Regions from separate parts of the Homo sapiens genome. Here regions 1, 2 and 3 are each linked to region 4. The links are chromatin contacts, found by Hi-C or POLR2A ChIA-PET in ENCODE. All regions are on one chromosome and are shown on one strand. The core of a region is the stretch at or near the end of the contact, and the rest is flanking DNA. Distances in the headings are between cores, read along the strand shown.

Region 1 (2,700 bases), core at 201-2,700, 860 kb after region 4:
GGGTTTAAGGCTGGGCTCCAGTCAGCCCTCGGGAGCCCCTGGGCAGGAAAACATGGACAGGCCTACGGGTTCTTCTGCCATTTCACTGGCCACTCCTCCGTGTCCTTTGCTGGTTGCTTCTCATTGTCGTGACTGCTAAAGGGATGAGTGTCCCAGTCTCTTTGTGAGCTCATCCAGTCTCCATTCAAACACTGATGACTCCCGAATTTCTCTCTCCAGGCTATGACATCAATATCTATCTACATTGTTTAGTCAACATCCGAAACAGAAGTAGGGACTCCGTCTCTAACCTCCTACAGCTGTGTCTATTTCTCCTCTCTACCTTCACTCGACTCCGCCCACACTGGCTCCCTTTTATTCCTTCTACTTTCAGGATTTGTCTTTGCTGTTCTGTCCTCTTTGCACACTTTTCCAGCCATCTGGAATGGCAGGTTGCTCACAGGTCGTTTTCTTGACTTCCCTTGCTTGCTAACTTTACCTCGCTATGGTCATATCCCATCGCCCTGTGGATGTGCGCTAGTTAACACTTAGCACAGCCTGTGATTATGTCTCTCCCCAGTGGACCGTGGGGCCTGTGAGGGACGTGGTCTGATTCGGTCGTCGCCGAGCACAGAACTGGACAGGGTACTCATAACAGATTTTTGTTGTTGTTTTTAAAGAAAAGCTAACATTTGAGTAGTGACTGCGCCAAGCAGTCAAGCACAGCCCCTCGGGCTCGATCCCCATAACCACTCTAGGGTTAGGTATTACCCACGTTTAAGGAACAAAAATCGAGGGAAAAATCTTATACAACTACTAGTAAGTAGTCATTCCATTTTAGCAGAGCGAATGAGCGAATCCACGGAAGGCCGGGGAGCGACGTGAGTGGCGAGAAGCTTGGAGTCGCCAGGGACGGCGGGCGGAGCCTGGGCGCCGGGGCTAATGGGCGGAGCCTCCAGGGACAGCTGGCCCCGCCCAGGCCGCGCGGGGCCCGCTGGGAGTTGGAGTCCCTTGCCCACCTCGCCACGTCACCGACTGCAAACCTTCAGCTGTCTCAGGCTCGGGTGCAATCCGTACCCTCAGTGGGTTCCCTTTCAGTGGGTTCCTTTGTCCCCAGGCCCATTATTCCGTCCTCCCCTCTTCCCTGATGTATTTTGGCGCGGTCTCCTGGCTCTGCGGGCCCAGGGCTCCGGATGAGGTCTCCCGCCGTCCCGACCCCCGCAAGGGGCCAGCTTGGTGTCGCCTTCGTTCTTCTGCCACCCCATTCGGTAGGGGCTCCCGTTCCCGCCACGCCCCCTGAAGTTGTGGCTCGCGCGTCTTCCCAGGACTCCCCCGCGCCGGAGAGGCCCGCAGGACCGCCGAGCCCACACTCCGCTCCCGCCCGGGCCCCGCTCCCCCGCGCCGCCTTGGTACGCTCCGGCCACGCCCCCTCGGACGCGCTTGGTACGCGCCGGGCTCCCCCGCTCGCCTCAGTGGTTCGGCCGCGGCGACCCCACTCCGGCGGCGCGTCCCCCGAGCTTGGTACGGCTCAGCCCGTCTCCCCCGAAGCCGCGCGCCCGCGCCCGCGCCCCTCAGTCGGTGGAGCCCGCAGCCCCCCTTGTGGCCCGCGGCAGCTCCCCGCCCGCTCGGCCCGCGCCCGCCATGGTCCGTCCGCGCCGTGCCCCGTACCGCTCCGGCGCCGGGGGCCCCCTCGGGGGTCGCGGCCGCCCTCCGCGGCCCCTCGTGGTGCGCGCCGTCCGCTCGCGCTCCTGGCCTGCCAGCCCCCGAGGCCCGCAGCCTCCGCGGATCCGGGCCCGCTCGGCCCCTCCCATGGTGAGCCCCCCGCCCTTTTTCCAGAGCCTTCCACGGCCCCGCCCCCCCAGCCCCTATCCCGGGCTCACGCCTTTGTCCGCAGCCCCCGCCGCTCCGGGGTGTCCCCTGTGGCCCGAAGGGTGGTCCCGCCCGGGGCCGGGTTCCCCCGTGGAGCACCCGGTGGTTCGCGCCGCGCTCTCCCCTTTGTTGCGCGTTCGGGCCGGGGTGGGGGGTTGGGGGACGGGGGCGGGGCGGGCTCATATTACTGCTGACTCCGCGGCCCGATTTAAACGCGGGCTGGGGGCGGCAGACAGGCAGCCGGCACGCTCGCTTGTTTTTCCTATTGGAGAGTTGCTCGCTCTCCGGGCAGGAAACCTGGAAATGGGGGCGGTTTTGGGGGACAGCGGCGAGGGAGGGGCCCGCGCTTTGTACCAGCGCCCCCAGATGTCGCACCCGTGGGCGTTCTCCCCTGGCGGCCGCTCCGTGCCCGTGGAGTGCGCACCTAGAATACGCGCCCGCGCCCACATGTGGGATGCTTTGATGGACTGCCGTGAGCCCAGACCTTAAACGTAAACATTCAGCTTCGCAGGTACTTTGGGCTGCACACGCTTCTCCGGACCCAAAAGATGCACATGCTTTTCAGAAACCGTAAGGTTTACCTGGGGCTGTAAAACCGCACATCGCGACTTTGCACCGTGCACACGCTTGCCCCGATGTGAGATTTCCCCTGGGTTCGCGCTCGGGTCCGCTTCTTAAATACACTGCCTCAGCGGTGTGGATGGCACAGAGCTGTGGCAGCCCTACTGAAACCTTAAACAGGCTTCCTGGGGTCATAAACATGGATACCGAGACTTAGATCACCTCCCACAACTTAAACGTACCCCTTCACTCCACTGCCTTCGCCCCTTCCTGCAGCATTCGCATCTAGTT
Region 2 (2,834 bases), core at 275-2,774, 770 kb after region 4:
GCAAACAGCACCCCCCTCCCATATTAGAAATGGACTCTCCCTGTGACTAAAACAGCTGAGCAATTTCTGTCCTCCTGGAATCCAAAATGGACTTTCCCAGGCCCCATTCCTGGAAACCCAAATGGACGCATCCATTGAGCCTGGAAGGTGGGCTCTTCTCAACCTCCTTTCCATCTCCCAGGATTCAGAATGGCCATTCCAAAGGTCCAGAACACACCCCCAAGGCTCATTCCAGGAATTCTTGGCTTCTGAGATTAGAAAAGGCTGATGGGGTGGAGTTTTGTTCCTACAGGTGACAGAAATGGACTCTTCCAGTTCCCTTTGTCCCAAATTTCTCAATCTCCTGGGGCGTTGGGAGTTCTGGCCGTTTTGCCTTCCCCAAAGCCAGTTTACCAAAGAGTCTCTGGGGAGCTGGGGGTTGGGGATGGAGGCTGGGGCTGGGCCAAAGCAGATTCACCTATTTCTTCTTTTAACAAATGTTGTTGAAACTGTTCAAGGCCAGGTCCCATTCTTGCCCAGAAGGAGTTCCCAGTCTGGAGGAGACAATCAATTTTGGTTTGATATCTGCTACAATGGAGGCTGCCCGAGAGACACTGCGGTTGGACAAAAAAAAAAAGGCAACATATATTGAAAAGTAAGCCAAGATACGGTTTACGTTTATTTCTGCTTTTTCACTTCCAAGCTGTGTGGCCCTGGGCAAGTCATTCGCCCTCTCGACCTAAGTTTTAACTTCTGCTTAATGGGACTAGCCTTGAATTACTGTTTTTCACTCTGAGATTCTAGGTCTCCTGACAACTCAAGTCCCGACACGTTGGCTGCAGAGAAGGGGGGAGGGGAGGAAGGCTTCCTAGAAGAGGATTTCAGCAGTCGGGGGTGACAGTGGAGGGAGAAAGGGAACACGGAGACGCTTGCGCAGTAAACACCGCACGCTCTCTTGCCTCGCCCAACCCCTTCTCTGCAGCAGGGAATTGCAGGCGTCGCTCCACCTATCCCAGCCGAGCGGAGTGACACCCTCCCCTCTTTCCTTCTCTACTGATCTTCGCCTTCCGCCCGCCCCACAGCCGCCCAATGGAGGGCTGAAGTAGGACAGATCTCGCCAATCCGCGACGCCTGCGGGGCAGGTCTACCCGTTCATTGGTCCCAGTCAACCTAAGTCCCGCCTCCTAGGACCGTTCCCCGCCTTCCTTCACGTCCCTCCCTTCCTCCTTGGAGAGCCGCTAGATCCAATCAGTGTTTGACCTGGCCGCGCGGAGGGGGCGGGCCCATGATACGCAATCGAACCCCGCCCGTCTCTCGGGCAACGCCTCCTCCCCCCCCTCCCCAGCTCCCAAACGGAAATAGCGGAACACTGGGCCAATCGTAGCGTCGTGCCTTTGCTTGGCGGCCAATGAGAGAGGAAGTGGGGGAGAAACCCGCCTGTGAGCGGCAGGAGCTCAAGCCAGTGGGCGGCTCAGAGCTCCGGACCGCGGGCGGAGGGGAGGGGCAGGGGGCGGTGCCACGGCCTGCCAGCCCGCCCGCCCGCCCGCCAGCCAGCCCTCCCCGCGGCCGGCTCGGCTCCTTGGCGCTGCCTGGGGTCCTTTCCGCCCGGTCCCCGCTTGCCAGCCCCCGCTGCTCTGTGCCCTGTCCGGCCAGGCCTGGAGCCGACACCACCGCCATCATGCCGGCCGTGTCCAAGGGCGATGGGATGCGGGGGCTCGCGGTGTTCATCTCCGACATCCGGAACTGTGAGCGCGCGGCCGGGGGACACTGGAGACGCGGGGGAGGGGGGAGCGTGAAATTGAGGGGTTTGGGGATCACAGAGGGACCCGGGGGATCAAAAGCCTCTGCGGCCGTATAGGGACAGCATAGATGGGCCCCAGGAAGAACTTTAGAGTGGGGGGCACGTAGGGGCTTGGGGTGTCATAGAGTGCCTCTTGAGGTGACGACACGGAGTAGCTAGAGGGGTCCGGGAGGGCTTGAAAGGGGAGGAAGCCAGTGAGGTCCCGGGGATGGGAGCATAGAGGTGTCCCCTGGGAAAGACTGAAAAGCTGGGGGATCTTACAAACGATGGGGTTAGAGGGATTCCCAATGTAGAGAAGAAGTGAAAGAAGTGTATGGCGGGGGTGCCCTGTGGAGCGATGGAATGGGAAGAGGCCAGAGGGGACCTGGAGGAAGTGGAATGCCGGAAGCCTAATGAAGCAGGGCTTGAGGACCTGGGATAGGGGGTGTCATACAGGGGAAAGGGGTTAGATAGGTCACCGAGGCTCCTGGCCAGTGGTATAGAGGAGGCCTGAGAGTGGTTGAAAGTCCATGAGTTTGGGGCAGGGAGATGATGGGACGGGGAGACTATAAGGACACCCTGGTGAAGGATAGAGGGGCTTCAGGGTGGGAGATTGCCTAGAAGACATGGAAGGCAGTGTGGAGGGGGCTAGAGGGGCAGCTGAGGGGAAAGGAGGGACCCAAGGAACACAGAGGAAAAGAGCTGTCGGTGTAAGGTCTTGGGAGAACCTGTGACAGGGAACGGGGGGCCAGGAAAGAAGAGGACATTAGAGTAGGGGATTGGGGAAAGGGTAGAAGAAGGAGCGCCCAGACCTCAAGGAAGGCGTTGGGTTCTGAAGTGCTTGAGGGGTAGATATCTGGAAAGCTGGGAATAGGGGAAGTCTAATCCCAGAGAGAGGTCAGGGGTCAGGCAGCAGGACAGGCAGGGATCTGAGCCCTTTTCTATTTGACCACAGTAATATGGGGACGGTGGTCCCTGCCAGGAAGAGTTGTCGTGACGATGGGAATCCTGGCGGCAAGTCAGCTCTCAACTCCTGGGAATGGCTGTGGGTGATTGGAGCTGCCAGGAGTCTTCA
Region 3 (2,812 bases), core at 137-2,636, 510 kb before region 4:
CTGGACTCCTGGGTGTGAGGGAGGAGGGGCCGGGGGCCTGGACTCCTGGGTCTGAGGGAGGAGGGGCCGGGGGCCTGGACTGCTGGGTCTGAGGGAGGAGGGGCCGGGGGCCTGGACTCCTGGGTCTGAGGGAGGAGGGGCCGGGGGTCTGAGACTCCTCCTGGGTATGAGGGAGGAGGGGCTGGAGGCCTGGACTCCTTGGCCCTCATCCTGGGACCCCTCCCCTTCTGCAGGGCGGCTGTGAGTGTGGACCCCTTCTATGAGATGCTGGCAGCGAGAAAGAAGCGGATTTCAGTCAAGAAGAAGCAGGAGCAGCCCTGACCCCCTGCCCCCAACTCCATTATTTATTACGGAGCTGCCCCGCCTGGGTGGCCGGACCCCTGGGCCTTGGGGCTGTGGATCCTGGTTCCCTGTTTGGAAAATTCACCACCTCTAGCTCCTCACTGTTCTTTGTAATTAACACGCTGTTGGTAATCTTATTAATTATTTAACCACTTGGCCTGCTGACCCCCTCATTTCTTGGGGTTGACAGAGTCGAGGTGCTCCGTGGAGCCAGCCTGTTTCCCTGGACAGGGGCCTGGACCCGCCTGTCTCTGGGTGCTGCCTGGGCTGTCCCGGTGGGTCTGTTCTGGTTTCACCCCGAGCCCAGCAGGAGTGGAGTAAAGGGAGAAGGTTAATATGGTGGGAGTCTGGAGTTGGAATTGGCCGGGGACAGAGTTTAGAATGCAGGGATTCAGGGTCAAGGTCTAGCATTCATTCTAGAAGTTACTTGACAGCCATCAGCCAGTTACGCTACAGCCATCAGCTAGTTCCCATCGTTGCTTTCATGGGGCTTGAGGTCTTTGAGGGGCAGGAGATGAAGCTGGTGAGGTTGTGAGCTGGGCCAGGGCTTTGAGGACAACCTGGAGCTGGAAGAACATGCGACCACCTCAGGGAGGGTCAGGGAAGGATGAGTGGGGAGGTGGCCCATGTCCTGCAAGGGCCTTGCTGATGGGATGTCCTGAAGGGCTGGGCAGCCTTAGATCGGGCTAAGAGGGCAGGACTGTGGGCCAGTGCCAGAGCCAGGCTTGTCTGTTCTCAAAGGATCAGCCTCCTTTGGAGGACATTTTGTGTCAAGGATAGGGCTGAGGACCTGCGTTCTGAACGTCTTTCCTGGGATTCTTGACAGCCAAAGAAATTCGAGGATCGCCTCTATGAAGGTGAAGTCTTGGCATGTGGGGTACCCCTGAATCCTGGGCTAAGGTCTGTGACCTTTTGCCCTCCAGTTGGGGTATGTGTGGTGTCCCCAAAGAACAAGGGCTCGTGGATCCCGAGCAGGGTGCGATGGCGGATTGGGAGGTCCCATGTCACTCTCCCATGCCCGCCTTTGAAGCTGAGGCGCTCTTTAGTTAACAAACTACAAGTCCCAGCAGGGACCGGGACGCGGGTGGGAGAGGCGCCTGTGGCCCCGAGGCGTGCCGCGAGTTGTAGTCCCTCCTGCCCGCTGTGTTCGCTTTTGAGCTCTCCGATGGGATGCGGCGCTTCGGAATTTCGGGCTTTGATCCCTGTCCCGCCCTTGGCCACAGGCACCTGCCGGCCTGAAGGCCCCCGCGGTGGGGGTACCCTGCGCCCCTCCGCGGGAAGGTGGACTACAGTTATCGGCAGGCTGTGCGGCGCCAAAGCCACGGTGACCCAGACCCGAGGTTTTTCCGGGCGTCGCAGTTTCCCGAGACTCCGTGGCGGCGTTTGTCTTCTTTTTCTTAGTCAGATCCCGTACTTTTGTGGAGGGTAGAGGAGGCTTTGACCGCCGCGGCCCCGGGGGCTGGTGGGAAATGGAGTTCCAAATGAGAAAATAGAATTCCCCACTTCTCTTTCCCACAGGTGCCAGGGAAACGGAGTCATCGACCCAAGAAGGTCGTGGGAGATGAGGTCCCAGGGTAAACAGCGGGTCCCGCCACTATGTCACCCTTTCCTGCCGCCTCCCCGGATGAACTGCATGCAGGGCGGCCGGCTCCGTGGCAGGCAGAGGCAGGAAGAGGCGCGGAGCCCGCTGGTGGCGAAGAGGGGAGTGCGGCGGGAGGGGAGGGCAGAGGCAGGCGGCCGGTCGCGTGGGGCCTGGGCCGCCCCAGGAGGGCCTCTGGCTGGATTCTTAGCAGATGGAAGCCGTGCAAGGGCAGGAGGCAGGGGCCTGACGTGTTTGGATTGAGGTTGCAGGAGGGGCCCCTGGCTGCTTCAGGGAGAATAATTTGGAGGCGAGCGGGGAGGTGAGAGGAAGCTGTGCGGTGCAGGATGGCGTGGCTGTGGAGGTGGAGAACGTTGGGCCACGCTAGGAGTCTTGAAAGAGGAGCCAAAAGGACTTGCTGAGAGCCGCCGCAGCTGGTGAATGACGGTGCCATGACTGAGGTGGTCGAAAGGGAGTATTTAAGGGGAAATCAGGCATTCCGTTTTGACCAAATTAAGCTGGAGATGCCTGTGGAACATTCCAGCCAGGCTGCATCACGTCACACTGACCTTCAGCATTGCCCACAGTCCATCTTCCCCCAGGACCTGAGGATTTTGCGTCCGGCTCCCTCCTCGCCCAGGACCCCCAAGCTCCCAGCACGCTTCTGATTTTTTTTGTAGGTTTTTTTTTTTGTTTTTTGTTTTGTTTTGTTTTGTTTTTGAGAGGGAGTCTCACTTTGTGCCCTAGACTGGAGTGCAATGGCGCCATCTCGGCTTACTGCAACCTCCACCTCCCAGGTGCAAGCGATTCCCCTGCCTCAGCTTCCCGAGTAGCTGGGATTACAGATGTGAGCCACCGTACCCAGCTAATTTTTGTATTTTTAGTAGAGAC
Region 4 (2,700 bases), core at 14-2,513:
GCATGCAGGGCTCTGCCTCTCCCATGACCCTATCCCAGACCCAGGAGCCCCAGCCCCCAGCCTCCTCCCATCCTGGAGCCCAGGCCCTGGCGATACCCGGCTGGGTGTTCACGGGCCCCCTCTCCTCCTGGGAGACACAGTCCCTTTCTCCTCCAAGACCCAGCAAAGCAACCCCCCAGACCCTGCTCTTTGAGGTGTGAGATTGGCTTGTTCCTGGGGATTTCAGCCCCAGCCTTCTCCAAGGCCAGAACCTCAGCTTTCTGAAGCCCAAGACACAGAAATGCAGGCTCCTAGCCCCTCCCATCCTAGGGCCCAGCCTCTGACTAACTTAGGACTTCCCAGCCTTCCCCTATTCCAGTACGCATGTGTCCCAGGCCATGGGCTCCTCTACTCCTAGGAACTAATAGCTCAGGCCCTCAGCTCCTTCAAAGCCCAGGCATTCATTACAGTCTCCAGCCCGTCCCATCTTTATTCTTAAGCAGCCAGATCCTCAGGTCCTCCCACCGCCGCTCAGGCCTCCTATCTCCCAGTCAGCTCTCTCTCAAATCTGGAGTTTTATCCCCTAGACCATGCTGTTAGGGTCATAGGTCTGAAACCCCGGCAGCTTCCCAGGTTTGCACGCAGAAATCCCATCCCCCCATCCCCTTCCCTGTTCAGGACCCAGGTATCTAGTCTCTCGGAAGCCTGCCTCCAGGACCTAGGAGTCTCATTTTAGCGCCCTCTTCCCTAGGACCCAGAACCCGGGCTTCCAGCCTCCTTTCATCTTAAGTCAAACGAACCATCCCTCTCCCACCCACCTCCGGCTTCCCAGCCCCTCCTCAAGGACACAGCCTCCTTGCCCAGGTCACAAGGGTTCCCCTAGTAGCCCCGTCCTCCTACAACTCAGAGTTCCGGGCCCCCATCCACTACTGTCCTTCTCGTCAAGGGCCCCGACGCCTGGCGTGCTCACCCTTGTTAGCCACCTCCCAGGCCACTTCGAAGAGCACTGCGTTCTCCAGGTCGAATTCATCCTCCCAGTCCTCCAGTCCTGGCAGTGAGGACATGGACAAAGTGCGGTTTAAAGGCATGGCTGGCGCAGGAAGGGGGGCTCCGGGGATCTCCAGGTAGGGACCCCGGAGGTGTCTAGGGAATGCACCAGGTAGGGTGCGGGGCCGAGTAGCTGGTGCCCGACGGGAAGCTTGCAAGACGCTCGGCTTCCTATTGCAAGACCGCACCCCTGCCCCGAAGCGTTGGGACCTAGGCAGAAGGAGGCCGCAGCGTCACTGAGCCCACTGGCGCCCCTGCAGTGAAACCTCGCAGCCGCCAGGAGGCGGTGGCCGCCCCCCCCAGCCAGCGCCATTGGCCCACGCCCGGGGGCGGGGATTTCCGCGTGTCCTCATTGGTGGAACGGGTTGGAGTCGCTGTGTCCCGGCCCCGCCTCGGCCGTGAGACCTCCAGGGGGCGGAGCTTGCCGCTGCGCTTTACGGAAACGAGTGGCCTTCAGCTCTGTCAATCTGGAGCTGGAGGCCTCAAAGTGGGGAGGAGGAGGAGGGTGGGATAAAGAGGAAAGGAGCGTGGAGGACGTGTGGTTACTCAAAGAACAGCTAAGAATTTTGCAATCGGCCTGAGCGGGGCGGTGGTGGGGCTGAGCAAAAGGAGGAGGAGCCAGGAGACATTGGGAATGGACCCAGGAGTTCCGGACGCCCGTCTTCCAGCGCAGCCTCGGTGGGAGGGCGGGGCATAAAGTCCCGCCACGCCCCCACAATATTTACATATTTATGAGGAACCATCGAGATCTTTGAAGAACCAGCTAGCCTAGAGGAGCCAGAACATCTCGCTCCTCGCGCGTTTCCGTTTCCGCTAGGACTCTGGCAGTTGGTGAGCATCATGGCAACCGTTGTAAGTGTGGGTGCATGGAGGGTGAGGAGCGAGCTAGCAGTCTCGAGTTTGAGAGAGGAGGATGCTGGAGGCCCTGACTCCTGGGTCTGAGGGAGGGGGGATCTGGGGGTTCAGACTCCTGGGTCTGAAAGAGGAGGAAGCTCGGCCACCCAGATCTGGGGGAGAAGGGGACATGGGGGCTGGACTTCTGGATCTGAGGCGGGGAGGGGGCTGGGATCCCAGAATCTCGGGTCTGGCCCCATCATGCTATAGGAACTCCAACTTTCAAAATCATCTTGGCGCAACGGCCGGTTCCGCAGTCCTTGGCGCCAGTGTGTGATGAGGAGGGTTGTAGGACCTTGCGCTTCGAGCCATTTGGGAGCCTTGGATTGTTAGTGGTGCCAATGGCACTTGAGTTCCAAGCTGGAAGCACAGGCAGGTACCTGTTCAGTGTGTCTGAGAGCGCGAGGGCGCCTAGTGAGCCTTTAGTGGGAAGAAATTGTCGAGGAACAAGAGAGTCTTAGTGGAGAGGACTGAAGGATTAGGGACCCAGAAATCGGGATCTTGTCATGCTACCGTTTTGGCCATTTTCATATTTCCAGTATTTCACACGGGCTACGTCTCAGTGTAAATGCTCAATAAATTATCACTTGAATATTTGAATGAATGAATACATGTGAATGAAGGAGAGGCCAGGAAACTTGGCCTGGCACCTGCTCAATTACCTGAATAAAGAAGCGATTTTGGCCTGGCGTGGTGGCTCATGCCTGTAATCCCAGCACTTTGGGAGGCCGAGGCGGGCGGATCACTTCAGGTCAGGAGTTCGTGGCCAACATTGCGAAA

Evidence for each region. Hi-C counts contacts between places; a loop is a spot of excess contacts on that map. ChIA-PET counts read pairs that join two places held with the same protein, here RNA polymerase II (POLR2A). Pooled maps may share reads with other maps.
Region 1: a loop to region 4 is called in a pooled map, with 11 times the contacts of the local background. The contact joins the promoter of PTOV1 here to the promoter of GYS1 in region 4. A Hi-C loop is called at or near these places in 1 of 37 single-sample maps with no recorded cell type and 11 of 50 pooled maps.
Region 2: a loop to region 4 is called in a map of CD8-positive, alpha-beta T cell, with 28 times the contacts of the local background. The contact joins the promoter of AP2A1 here to the promoter of GYS1 in region 4. A Hi-C loop is called at or near these places in 1 of 168 maps with a recorded cell type or tissue (CD8-positive, alpha-beta T cell), 1 of 37 single-sample maps with no recorded cell type and 7 of 50 pooled maps. POLR2A ChIA-PET finds 5 or more read pairs at or near these places in 1 of 52 experiments (CD4-positive, alpha-beta T cell).
Region 3: a pooled map shows a loop between it and region 4 (3-fold over the local background). The contact joins the enhancer-like site here to the promoter of GYS1 in region 4. A Hi-C loop is called at or near these places in 1 of 37 single-sample maps with no recorded cell type and 6 of 50 pooled maps. POLR2A ChIA-PET finds 5 or more read pairs at or near these places in 5 of 52 experiments (A673, CD4-positive, alpha-beta T cell, HEK293 and 2 more).

What each region holds. Positions count from the first base shown.
Region 1 is chr19:49,849,709-49,852,408 of GRCh38, forward strand. PTOV1 (PTOV1 extended AT-hook containing adaptor protein) reads left to right here and starts at 1,451. Exons shown (of 12, transcript NM_001394010.1): 1 at 1,451-1,791. The coding sequence starts at 1,621. PTOV1-AS1 (PTOV1 antisense RNA 1) reads right to left here and starts at 1,968. Exons shown (of 4, transcript NR_040037.1): 1 at 1,860-1,968. RefSeq lists silencers at 840-919, 1,360-1,649 and an enhancer at 1,150-1,259.
Region 2 is chr19:49,765,477-49,768,310 of GRCh38, forward strand. It overlaps AP2A1 (adaptor related protein complex 2 subunit alpha 1), which reads left to right and starts at 1,525. Exons shown (of 23, transcript NM_130787.3): 1 at 1,525-1,724. The coding sequence starts at 1,658. RefSeq lists enhancers at 190-1,167, 1,221-1,989 and a silencer at 1,080-1,659.
Region 3 is chr19:48,478,890-48,481,701 of GRCh38, forward strand. CYTH2 (cytohesin 2) reads left to right here. Exons shown (of 12, transcript NM_004228.7): 12 at 234-2,812. The coding sequence ends at 321. Among named protein-coding and RNA genes, the nearest start is that of CYTH2, 11 kb to the left of the region's middle. Within about 2 kb of position 1,387, at least 29 of the 41 ENCODE cell types and tissues checked have a DNase peak (open chromatin) inside an H3K27ac peak, as active enhancers do; they include A673 and CD4-positive, alpha-beta T cell, where a contact is called at or near this core.
Region 4 is chr19:48,992,046-48,994,745 of GRCh38, forward strand. GYS1 (glycogen synthase 1) reads right to left here and starts at 1,264. Exons shown (of 16, transcript NM_002103.5): 1 at 950-1,264. The coding sequence starts at 1,067. It overlaps RUVBL2 (RuvB like AAA ATPase 2), which reads left to right and starts at 1,842. Exons shown (of 15, transcript NM_006666.3): 1 at 1,842-1,878. The coding sequence starts at 1,867. RefSeq lists enhancers at 821-960, 1,651-1,740 and a silencer at 1,171-1,530.